Regions from separate parts of the Homo sapiens genome. Here all the other regions are linked to region 1. Evidence: chromatin contacts called from ENCODE Hi-C or POLR2A ChIA-PET data. All regions are on one chromosome and are shown on one strand. Each heading gives the region's core, a stretch centred on a gene start or an enhancer-like site at or near the end of the contact. The rest is flanking DNA. Distances are from core to core; before and after follow the strand shown.

What was found. A loop is a pair of places that touch in the nucleus more often than their neighbours do. ChIA-PET counts read pairs that join two places held with the same protein, here RNA polymerase II (POLR2A). Pooled maps may share reads with other maps.
Region 2: a loop to region 1 is called in a pooled map, with 2.1 times the contacts of the local background. The contact joins the promoter of PKD2L1 here to the promoter of MMS19 in region 1. A Hi-C loop is called at or near these places in 1 of 50 pooled maps.
Region 3: a pooled map shows a loop between it and region 1 (11-fold over the local background). The contact joins the promoter of CUTC here to the promoter of MMS19 in region 1. A Hi-C loop is called at or near these places in 1 of 37 single-sample maps with no recorded cell type and 11 of 50 pooled maps. POLR2A ChIA-PET finds 5 or more read pairs at or near these places in 1 of 52 experiments (A549).
Region 4: a loop to region 1 is called in a pooled map, with 14 times the contacts of the local background. The contact joins the promoter of OLMALINC here to the promoter of MMS19 in region 1. A Hi-C loop is called at or near these places in 6 of 50 pooled maps.

Annotation. Positions count from the first base shown.
Region 1 is chr10:97,496,977-97,499,676 of GRCh38, reverse strand. MMS19 (MMS19 cytosolic iron-sulfur assembly component) reads left to right here and starts at 1,255. Exons shown (of 31, transcript NM_022362.5): 1 at 1,255-1,404. The coding sequence starts at 1,293. It overlaps UBTD1 (ubiquitin domain containing 1), which reads right to left and starts at 753. Exons shown (of 3, transcript NM_024954.5): 1 at 404-753. The coding sequence starts at 473. RefSeq lists silencers at 134-333, 344-1,103 and enhancers at 1,344-1,513, 1,874-1,923, 1,600-2,130.
Region 2 is chr10:100,328,764-100,331,575 of GRCh38, reverse strand. PKD2L1 (polycystin 2 like 1, transient receptor potential cation channel) reads left to right here and starts at 1,348. Exons shown (of 16, transcript NM_016112.3): 1 at 1,348-1,707; 2 at 2,252-2,365. The coding sequence starts at 1,473.
Region 3 is chr10:99,730,788-99,733,487 of GRCh38, reverse strand. CUTC (cutC copper transporter) reads right to left here and starts at 1,254. Exons shown (of 9, transcript NM_015960.3): 1 at 1,079-1,254. The coding sequence starts at 1,139. COX15 (cytochrome c oxidase assembly factor COX15) reads left to right here and starts at 1,361. Exons shown (of 9, transcript NM_078470.6): 1 at 1,361-1,528. The coding sequence starts at 1,439. RefSeq lists an enhancer at 1,440-1,659.
Region 4 is chr10:100,372,031-100,374,832 of GRCh38, reverse strand. It overlaps OLMALINC (oligodendrocyte maturation-associated long intergenic non-coding RNA), which reads right to left and starts at 1,257. Exons shown (of 3, transcript NR_026762.1): 1 at 821-1,257. RefSeq lists enhancers at 1-497, 498-1,065, 1,135-1,264, 1,066-1,635, 1,365-1,694.

The sequences.
Region 1 (2,700 bases), core at 6-2,505:
CTCGCTCCGAGTTCTGGGGACGCCTGGCTGCCCGCGCCGTGCCCCGACGGGCCGGCGTCCGACCCCGGCCGGAGCTGCCAGGCCAGCGGCGCCCTCGCCCCCGGCCTCCTCCCGATCCGTCGGCCCCGCTGCGGTCTGCAAACATTTCCTGCCCCCACCCCCACCAGGAGCTACCCAGTTGGAGAGAGTTGGTCGCGCAGCCGGCTCAGTGCTCGCAGTTGCCCCAACTCAGCTCCCCCGGCCGCCCGGCGCTGGGGAGCGGCCCCCTCTGGCTGCGGAGCAGCCCATCGGGGAAACCCAAGCGCCAGCACCAGTGGGGAGTCCATCGGTAAGCCCAGGACTCGGGCGAGGAGGGGGACAACTGGCGGGATGCCCGAGGCCCTGCTCCCTTCCCCATCGTTACCTGCTCGCTTGCGGGGGTGTCCCGGGGCTGCCGGCCTCTCCCGGCGCTGTCTCCCCACGCAGTTGCCCATGCTGGCTCCTCAGCCAGTCCCCATGCACCGGAGGCGGCGGGGTGGTCGGCTGCTCAGCGGACGGCGGCGTCCCGGGTCAATGGCTCCGGCCGCCCGGCATCGGGCGCTCCCCGATCTCCCCCCGGGGGCGCGCTCAGCCCCAGCGATGGCTCCGCCAAAACTTTGCGGGCCAGGGGAGAGAGGGAAGTGGCAGACTCCCCAGCACGGTCCCAGGTGGCCGGGCCAGGGGGGCCCGCGACGGTGCCCGGCCGGAGACCAGCTCCGCTGGAGGGGCGGAGAGAGGGGGCGGGCACCGCCGCAGCTACTCCCGGCTCGCTCGGGGCACCAGGCAGGGGCCGGCCCCCTGGAGCCTGTCACTCACCTGCCTAACCCCGCCCCAGGCCGGCCCCTCTCCCTTCCGCCGGCTCGCGGTGCCCGCGCCGCCGCCACCACCCGCCCCAGGTGCGCATGTGACCGACAGCACCGCCCCCTAGGGCTGGGCCTGATTTTCTCATTGGCTTCCCCCGTGGTGCGTACCGCCCCTCTCCCCACCCAGCCAGGTGCCCGCCCCGCAGCCCGTCTCCCGGGGAGCCGGGCTGGGAATTATTCGCCCTCAATCGCCTCCGGCTGCGTGCCCAGCAGCCGCCTTCCCTCTCGGTGCCACCGCCCCATTTCAGGCCCCGCCCCTCCCTGGAACTGCCTAGGCAGAAGCCGGCAGGCACGTGACCCCGGCGCCCCGCCCCCTTGCGCTTCCCCGGAGATTGGCTCGGGAGGCGCATGCGCGGAGAGCCCGTCTCGAGCCACCGCCCATATCCCCTCCCACGGTCTCTAGTTCGCGTTATGGCCGCTGCCGCGGCTGTGGAGGCGGCGGCGCCTATGGGTGCCCTATGGGGCCTCGTGCACGACTTCGTCGTGGGTCAGCAAGAGGGCCCCGCTGACCAGGTGGCTGCAGGTACGGCAGACGGCGCCGCGCGCCTTCCGCATGGGGGCCAACAGGAGGGAGCGGCCTCAGTACAGGCGCCGGGCGGGAAGGGAGGAGCGGGGTGACTTTGAGAGATTGGTCTCAAGGCTGGTTAGTGAGCACCGCGAGGTTCAGAGCCGTAACAAGTTAGAGAGTTGCCTGTGTCTTCCTTAAAACCATTTACACTTCTCATCTCCCTGTAGCCAATTATAGGGAATCATTACATTTTACAGATGAGGAAACTGAGGCTCAGCGAGGGCAAGAGGACTTGCGCAGGGCTGCAGACCAGGCAGGAGGGGGAGGTGGGACTCGGACCCAGGCGTTCAGGTCCGAACCGGGTGCTCACGCCACGAAGCCATGCTGTTTGTGGGAGGTTGACGTGTGGAGGTGCATCCTCGCAGCGTCCGCTCCCGTCGCGTGGCATCCTGGGAGTGGCAGATGGCCCCGCGCTCTGACTGGCTGGAATTAAGAGGAGTTGAGGAGACGGGCCAGGAGGAGCTGGAGATGTTCTGGGTGTCCTCCTTAAGACTTTCTCTCCGTTTCTTGCTAAAGTTCTTGATTAGTTTGCTCCATGACGTTTTATGTGGCGTTTGTTTTTGTCTTCTTCCCAGACCCCCACTTTCCTGCTTTTGACCAGTTCAGAGATCTCTTAGTTCAGACAGCTTATCTAAAATTAGAATAAAACGATTTCCAGGCTTCCGTGGAGTTCTGAGACTTTGCTCTTCTAGGAAAAAAAAAAAACTACTAAAAAGTTATTGAATGTTAGGAGGCCTTCAGATCTTGGGTTTAAGTAACAATATAAAATTATCTAATGAGTAGTTTTTTTAAAAAAACTTTGGAAATTTCGTATGCTTGGAGAGAAGTAAGGACACATTTCTCTTGGATATTGAGCGTATTAACCTTTAGAATATGTAAGAAAAGAATAGTGAATCTGCTAGAAATATAATACTTTGTTCGTTAGCAGTATTCCACTTTAATTCAATCATGCCACTATTGTTGAATACATATTATTCCCCAAACATGATGCAAAGCAATAGGAATATAAATACAAATTAGGTTAGATCTGTGCCCACCAGGAACTTATAGTATGCTGGGAGAGGCAACCATTCTGTAAGAGGTGTGTGCAGCGTAGTTTGGAAGCATCAAGGAGCAAATACCTGGTGCTGCCACCAAACTTAACATCTTACAATTTTATGAAATGTAGTGTGTTATCAGTGTTTACAATTTACAAGTACAGTGTCTTACCAATGTCATTTTCCCTCATATTTTATTATGAAAATTTTCGAA
Region 2 (2,812 bases), core at 99-2,598, 2.8 Mb before region 1:
AAGTGCTGGAATTACAGGTGTGGGCAACCACACCCAGCCAAGATCTCTTTATAGGGACACTCAAGACTGATTATTTTGACAAGGCTGATGTTTTGCTGAATGTGAAGGTGGGCTTCAGGCCAGTGAGTAGCCCTGGGTGGGGAGCCAGGAGTTAGGAGAGGAAAGTCTCTGCTCTAGCCTCAAGGAGGAGAAACTGCAGGGTGACCACCACAACCTGTGGGATCAGCCCCATTCTGGGGCATCATGCATGCCTATAGGGGAGCTGGAGCAGGTGATCAGAAGCTGGAGCAGGGCATAGGCAGGGATGTGCTTGGGGGCCCATGACACAGTTTTAATTCAGAGACCTGCAGTTATAAAGAAAGCAGATTAATCCTGATATCATGGATAGTTCCACTTTGTGCTCAAGTTTACGATTCTAGGCCCAGGACTAAGCAGAGCCATGGGAAAAGGTTCCCAGCTCAGCTGGGTCCAGATATCCACTCCCCTTTAGTCCCACATCATACTGTCCTTGTCCTTTGTTCTCCGATCCAGCCTCCCAACCAGGTCTTAGCCTTTTTCCCATACTGAGCCCCACACCCTTAAGGAACCCCCTCTCTTGGTGTATCTCACCTGTAAGCCATGGAAAGGCAAGCTTCAGAACAAGGAATATAGACAACCTAGGACTCTGTGGTCCTCTCCCCTGCCCCCTCAGTGCCCTGAAGTATGTGAGACTGGGGTTCCTCCTGCCACTGTCCTTTCCCCACGGCTGAGAGGGTGAAGTGAGGGAAGGGAGCTGCCCATCTCTGCTCCACCAGGGGACAGCTGAAGGTGAGACAGGACAGGAGCCTCAGACCCATTGACTGAACCTGGGAGGTGGGCAGAGCCTGGGAGGGGGACAGCGCTCTTCAGCTTTCCTCCCAGCCTTGGTCCCCACCCCAATCCATGTCGGCCCTTTTAGGAGCTTTTAGTGGAAATGAGCTCAGACCCGCAGCACAGGCCCCCGGCTCCCCTCCTGTCTCAGCTCCTCCCATTGCTCTTTGATCGTCTCTTCTGTCCGACCTCTGGGCCATCTCTCCACCAGGCACATCTGCGAGCAGCCCCCTTCATCCCCAGCATCGCCTTTTCCTCCCGTTTCTCCTTCCACTCCCAGCTCCACATCCTCCTCCTATTCTCCCCTCTCCCCTCTTCAAACCCCCACCTTCCAGTTCCCTCACCTCCCCTTTCGGCTGGTCCCCTGGGGCTTGCAGCAAGAGGGAGAGAGAGCTCCTGACAGGATTGATGGTCCTTCCCCACCCTGTCCTCTCATCCGCTCCCTCCCCAGCAGGCACAGACATCCCCCTACAAAAGGCAGGAGCCCAGGCTGTGTGGAAACAGCTGCTCTCAGACGCCTTTCCATTTGCTCTCTGCTGGCTAGGCTGGGCTGTGCCTCTGCTCCCTCTTCCTCTAGCTGAGAGTGGGCACCTGGGGTACCGGGCCCCCCCACCTCATTCCCCATGAATGCTGTGGGAAGTCCTGAGGGGCAGGAGCTGCAAAAGCTGGGGAGTGGAGCCTGGGACAACCCCGCCTACAGTGGTCCCCCTTCCCCACACGGGACGCTGAGAGTCTGCACCATCTCCAGCACGGGGCCTCTCCAGCCCCAACCCAAGAAGCCTGAAGATGAACCCCAGGAGACGGCATACAGGACCCAGGTGTCCAGCTGCTGCCTCCATATCTGTCAAGGCATCAGAGGTACCAGATAGGGGGACAGTTCTCCTGGGATATTAGAATCAGGAGGAGTCACCAAAAGCTTTTGGGCAGGGGGTGGGGGTGGAATGTGATCTGAAGAAGAGGTGACCTTTCGGTGTCACTTTGGGGTGTATGAATTGCCCATGGTAGTGCTGCATGACCCAGAACACAGAGGCCAGCTGAGCGGTCTACCGGTTGTGGGAGCCTGGCATGGTCATCACCTGGGGATCCAGAGAGGTATGTGGGAGCTGGTTTGAGGGAGGACATGGATGTGATGATGCCCTAGACTACCCCACCTGGAACAGGTGCCTCCTTTCCATGCCTTCATTCTCTACAAGCCAGGGCCTTCACCCCTGTCGACCTCAGGGAGCTGATGGGAAGAGCAAGCATGGGTGTGGGTACAGTAGCCAGATTCAGCCAAGGATGAAGGTGATGGGCAAGGAAGGGCAGGGGTGGAAAGGGGCTAAAGTCCAGAGACAGATGGGTGGGGATGACTGGGAGGAACACTGCCACTGAGCATCCCAGGCATCTCTCCCATGCCCCTTAGGACTTTGGGGAACAACCCTGACTGAGAACACAGCTGAGAACCGGGAACTTTATATCAAGACCACCCTGAGGGAGCTGTTGGTATATATTGTGTTCCTGGTGGACATCTGTCTACGTGAGTAGCATCTGTGTTTGTGTACATCTGTCTGTGAGAAACATCTATGTGTGCACTATATGTATAAACATTCCTGTGGGCAACATCTGTGGAGCGAGCATCTATCTGTGTAAGCAGGCTATATCCGGGAACTTTAGATAACAATATTCCAATCCCATCTATTTACCTTTGCAGCTTAAGATATTTTGTTTAAAAGGAATTTGTCAGTAGAGGAAGGCAGTTTGGTCAAGAATTACAAGGGGAAACCAGTTTTTGGCAGCCATTGTTTTCTATTGGCTGAAAAGGTGAAAGGTGAAAATATTTTACCCTTCTGTAGAGAGTGGGCTGGCACGGTGGCTCACGCCTGTAATCCCAGCACTTTGGGAGGCCGAAGTGGGCACATCACCTGAGGTCAGGAGTTTTGAGACCAGCTTGGCCAACATGGCGAAACCCTGTCTCTACTAAAAA
Region 3 (2,700 bases), core at 5-2,504, 2.2 Mb before region 1:
ATTAAGATATACTGAAGAAACTTGCAAAAATATATTTCCACTCTTTTGCTTTTTTTGTTGTTGTTGTTTAGGAATATTTCTTTTTCAAAAAAATATTATGTCAATATGTAATGGGTTTACTATGGTTATTTTCTAATCAATATTTTAAAATTTTGTTTTAATTTTATTTTTATTTTTTTGAGACGGAGTCTCGCTCTGTCGCCCAGGGTGGAGTGCAGTGGCGCGATCTCGGCTTACTGCAACCTCCGCCTCCCGGGTTCAAGTGATTCTCCTGCCTCAGCCTCCCGAGTAACTGGTATTACAGGCGCCTGCCACCATGCCCAGCTAATTTTTGTATTTTTAGTAGAGACGGGGTTTCACCATGCTGGCCAGGCTGGTCTCGAACTCCTGAGCTCAGATGATCTGTCCCCCTCGGCCTCCCAAAAAAAAATTTGTTTTAATTTCTAATACAGTCAAAATAGATAGATGTAATCCACATAAAGAAAAAATCTTTGAGGATTCTTGATAACTTTTAGGAAGGTTCCTCTTCACGGAGGAAGAGGGACTTGCCAAATTCTCTGGCACCTGCCATGCCATGCTACCCTGGCACTCAGGAAGAACTCGGGTCTTGGAGCAGCCACAAGCTCGGCCACTTGGTAGCTGCGTGACTTTGGGGACCAAGCCCCGTCCCCGCCGTGGCAGCTACAGGTAACTGCAGGTTAGGAACTGGGCTCCGCGCTCGACAATTAACTATCCCAGCGGAGTACTGGCTGCTGGTGCGGGCGGTACTGGCATCCTCGTGTGGCGACGGAAAAAACGTGAAGCTGAAGTTAACCAACTTGCACAAGGTCGCAGGGCCGTTATGAGGGGACCCCGGGACTCGAACCTTGGCTCCACAGCTGAGCCATTCTCGCTACCTGCCCCTCGTCACGCCCTCCGTTTCCACACCTTTAACGCCTCAAAGATAGAAGGTGCCGCCCAAGGGGCTGGAAGGAGCTGAGGAAACGACTCCAGAAGAAATCACCACTGACTACGACTCCCGCCGGCCCGCCCCGGGGAGCCTTCGGCCGACCGTCCCCTCCCCCGCCACCTTCCGCACCGGCCTTCCCGGACGGTATCCGCGCTCGTTTTCGCTCAGAGGAGGCCCCCTGCCTTTTCATGCTCCACGCGTTCCTCCCTCGTGCGCCTGCAGTTTCCACTTGGAATTTGGGCTCCGGCGCGCACCAGCTAAGAAGCGCGTCAACAGCTGCGCGCGCCCGTGCGCGCGTCCCCGACACCTACGCCCCAGCAGCCCCCGCGAAAGCGGAGTCGCAACGCAGGCGCACTTCTGTTCGCTCCGGTCCCCAGAGAAGGCGGGGCTCCCGCTGCCCGACCCGGAAGTGCTTCTCTTTTCCTTGGCGGAGGAGGGAGACCACAGAGCCCTGGGTTGTGGAAGAGGTGGCTGTTCCCTGTCATCAGTATGCAGCGATTGCTCTTTCCGCCGTTGAGGGCCTTGAAGGGGAGGCAGTATCTGCCGCTCCTGGCTCCTAGGGCAGCGCCTAGAGCACAGGTACCGCACTGCAGCGGACTCCGAGTCGCGGGAGCGGGGATGGAGTGAAAGGGCCGGGATAAAGATAATGTAGAGCCCCACATCACGTTTCCGGAGCTCCTTACAGTGCACTCACAACGCATAGGTTCAGATCAGAGCCCCTAGGTTCAGATCTGGAACATTGACCTGCTGTGTGGTATTGGCCAAGTTAATTAAACTTTCTGTTCTTCAGTTTCCTTATCTGTAAAATGGGGATAACAATACCTACTTTAAGGTTTGTTATGAGGATTACATTCTTTAATATACATCAGGCCTTTAGCACATGGTAAAAGCTGAGTAATTTTTACCCATATAGTTTATTTTTGCTTAAAAAGTTCCAAGTAGTCAGATGAGGAAGTATTACTGCATCCTACAGAGAAGGAAATTGAGGCTTAAAGTTACTTTTCTAAAGGTGACTCAGTTAATCAGAAATAGGAAACCGAGCATGGATCTTTGGACTCACAGGGATATAGTAAGAAGAGGGCATGCATTTGCTTAACTAGTAATTATTGAGTGGTTATTATATATTAGGAACTGGAAAAAGAAAGATAAATATTACAAGACTCCTGCCCTGGAGGAAGTCAGTTTATTCATTTGCGAAATCCTTATCATGGTCTCATTATATAAAGGAACAGTGTTAGAAACAAAGCTAGCAGAAGGGAGAGAGCAAGACTGACCGGACACTGCCACCCCAAAGCTCATAGTTTAGTGGGAGATACAAACAGATGAACCTGAAGGTAGAGTGATGTGCTGCATAACAACATTTTGGTCAACAACAGGCCACAGATACAGTCATGGTCCCATAAGATTATAATGGAGCTGCCTTTCCAAGTGTACCTTTTTTTTAAAAAAAAATCTTTTTCTCTAAATTTCTTTTTTAGAGACAGCGTTTTACTTTGTCACCCAGGCTGGAGTGCTGTGGCATGATTATAACTCACTGCAGCCTCCAGCTTGGAAATCCTGGCCTCAAGCATCCTCTTACCTCAGTCACTTAAGTAGCTAAGACTACAAGTGTGTGCCACTGTGCCTAATTTTTGAAAAAATAGAGATAGGGGGTCTCGCTACATTGCCCAGGCTGGTCTCGAACTACTGGCCTCAAGTGATCCTCTCACCTTGGCCTCCCAAAGCCTTGGGATTATAGGCTTGAGCCGTTG
Region 4 (2,802 bases), core at 8-2,507, 2.9 Mb before region 1:
TCTCACCATGTTGCCCAGGCTGGTCTCAAACTCCTGGGCTCAAGCAATCCTCCTACCTTGGTCTCCCAAAATGCTGGGATTACAGGCATGAGCCACCGTGCCCTGCCCAAATCTTCTTATTCTATAATTTCTCTTTAGGTCATCAATTTCTCTCCCGATCCACTATAAACCCTTTGGATCTCATCTCTACTTTTCTTCTCGACACCAGATCCTAATTCCCAACTGTCTACTGGGTATTACATCCACAGGGATGTACTTCTTGCAATTCAAATGCCACATGTCAAAAACTGAACTCCTATTCCCTTTGCAAAATCCCTCTGCTTCTCTCTTTCTCTCTCCTTTTTGCTACCTATTTCAGGTAGGGGAAGTGGTGTCCTTCCAGCCACTCAGGCTAGAAACCTCAAAGTCCTCTTCTGATTGCTGTCCTCACTCATCTCACACATCCAGTCAATAAAGTGCTATTGATTCTCCTCCCAAATGCCTCTCAGCTTGTGCCCTTCCTTTCCATTCCCACCGTGACTATCCCAGCTTTTGAGGTCCCATGACTCTTCACCAGAGTGGTAACAATAGCTTCCCAACATCTCCCAGCCCCCATCCCCCCGCTACTCTGCTCTGTTGCCATGAGAGTTAACTTTGCGAAACAGAGAGATTATTTTCCTCTCCTGCTTGAAAATATCTGATGACTTCTTATCACTTACAGAAGCAAGTCTAAACTTTCCACTGTCTCCTCCCACTCTCCCACCACACACCACCTTCCTGCGCCGGTTGCGTCAGCCTCGAACGTTCCTGAACGCTTTGCTGTTCCTGTGCTTTTACTCACGTTCTCCCCAGTGACTGCCCAATCTTTAGTGTGTTTTGCTGACTCCTGGCGCTCTGGCTTTTCCATAAGAGGCGTTTTTGCACGATTGCAGACAGGAATAAAAATGAGCTCTGCCTACTGGGCCGTCCTGGTTAGCAAGGTCTACACCACCTCAAAGGCAGCTATGGACTAAGAGCCCACAAAGAATCTCGGGTTATGAGGGAGGGGCTGGCCGTGGAGACGGCTAAAGCGCCTCATTTGTCTTCCCAGCAGGGAAGCGATGGGACCTCGGCGGGCAGGGAACGCGATCTCCACCCGTCTGGAAAACTCTCTGAGTTCTGGAGCACTGTTCGCGGCCGGACTGAGTGGCATGTCCGCATTTTCCCCATTCCAGGGTAGGGCAGACTGAGGTAGGAGAGCAGAGCCCCGAGGCCGACTCCCCGGGAAAAAAAAAAAAAGGAAAAAAGGCTCCCGCCGACCTGTGATTCACAGGAGCAAGAGGCTGGAAGGACCGCGCCTCCTGATTGGAGCAGACAGAATCAGACAAGCTTGGGGGCCGCTGATTGGCTCCGGCGTGGTCAGGCGCTGGTGGGCTGTTGTAGGTGTAAATAGCTCTTGAAGGCCCGGGTCTGTGACCGGCAGTAACCCCGGCGAGAGTGGGTGGAGAGGGAGGCGCTTCCTCTCCATTCATGTCAGCTGCCAGCCAGGCCCGGGCAGGCCGGCCCTTTAGCGGAGGGGACTGGGCAGGACGAGGCGATGGGTGTCTTCGGAGATCTTAAGCTGGGCTGAAAGTTAAACACTCACCCGCAGGGCTGAGCCAGAGCTGGCACCTTCCACACCGAGCCCCTTCCTATCTGTGACTGTTGAAAAGTTTAATGTGATGTTCTGGGTGAGGACCGAGGCGTTGGAGGTCGCTAGGAGGGTAGTTTTACGGAGTCGCGTTAATGGCTGTAGTGGGTGTACCTTAGTGACCACAGGGAGGTGGCAGCCTGTCCTCTCCTCCTCCTGGTCACCGTATTCTATTTGCGGAAAAGGTAAGAATGGAGGCTTGGATAGTCTTTCTACTAGAGATGCAACTTCTCCCACCCTCTACTCCAGGGGAAAGAGAAGTCTGTGGGGAACTGGCTTTGTAAAAAGTAGGAAAGAGGAAAGGGACAAATGGGTACACGTTAAGAAGAGGGTGACTCTCATACATTGCTGGAGAAAATTTAAAGTGGTGCAGCCACTGGGGAAACAGTTTGATGGTGCCACAAAAGGTTAAATATCAAATTAGCATCTGGCCCAGCAACTCCACTCCTAGATATAAACCCTAATAAATTATAAACGGGTACTCATATTTGCACTCAAATGTTCATGGCAGTGCTATTCACAATAACCAAAAGGTGGAAGCAACTCCAGTGTTCATCAATTGATAAATCAGTAAACCAACTGTGGTGTATTCATACAATGGAATATGAATAGGTAATAAACAGGAATGAAGTACTGATATATGCTCCAATGGGGATGAACATTGAAAGATTATGCCAAGAGAAGGAAGCCAGACACAGAAGGTCATATATTGTACGATTCCATGTATAGGAAATATCCTGAAGTGGTAAATCCACAGAGACAGAAAGCAGACTGATGGTCACCAGGGGCCGAGTGTGGGTGGGAAGATGGGGAATCACTGTTGAATGGGTTCAAGTTTTCTTTTGGGGTGAAAATGTTTTAGAACAAAAGGTAGTGTTTGCACAATGTTATGAATGCACTAAGTGCCACAGAACTGGTCAATTTAAAATGGTTAGTTCGGCCTGGCACGGTGGCTCACACCTGTAATCCCAGCACTTTGAGAGGGTGGGGCGGGCGGATCACCTGAGGTCAGGAGTTTGAGACTAGCCTGGCCAACGTGGTGAAACCCCATCTCTCCTAAAAAAAAAAAAAAAAAGAAAGAAAGAAAGAAAAAAAAAGATGGGCATGGTGGCAGGTGCCTGTAATCCCAGCTACTCAGGAGGCTGAAGCAGGAG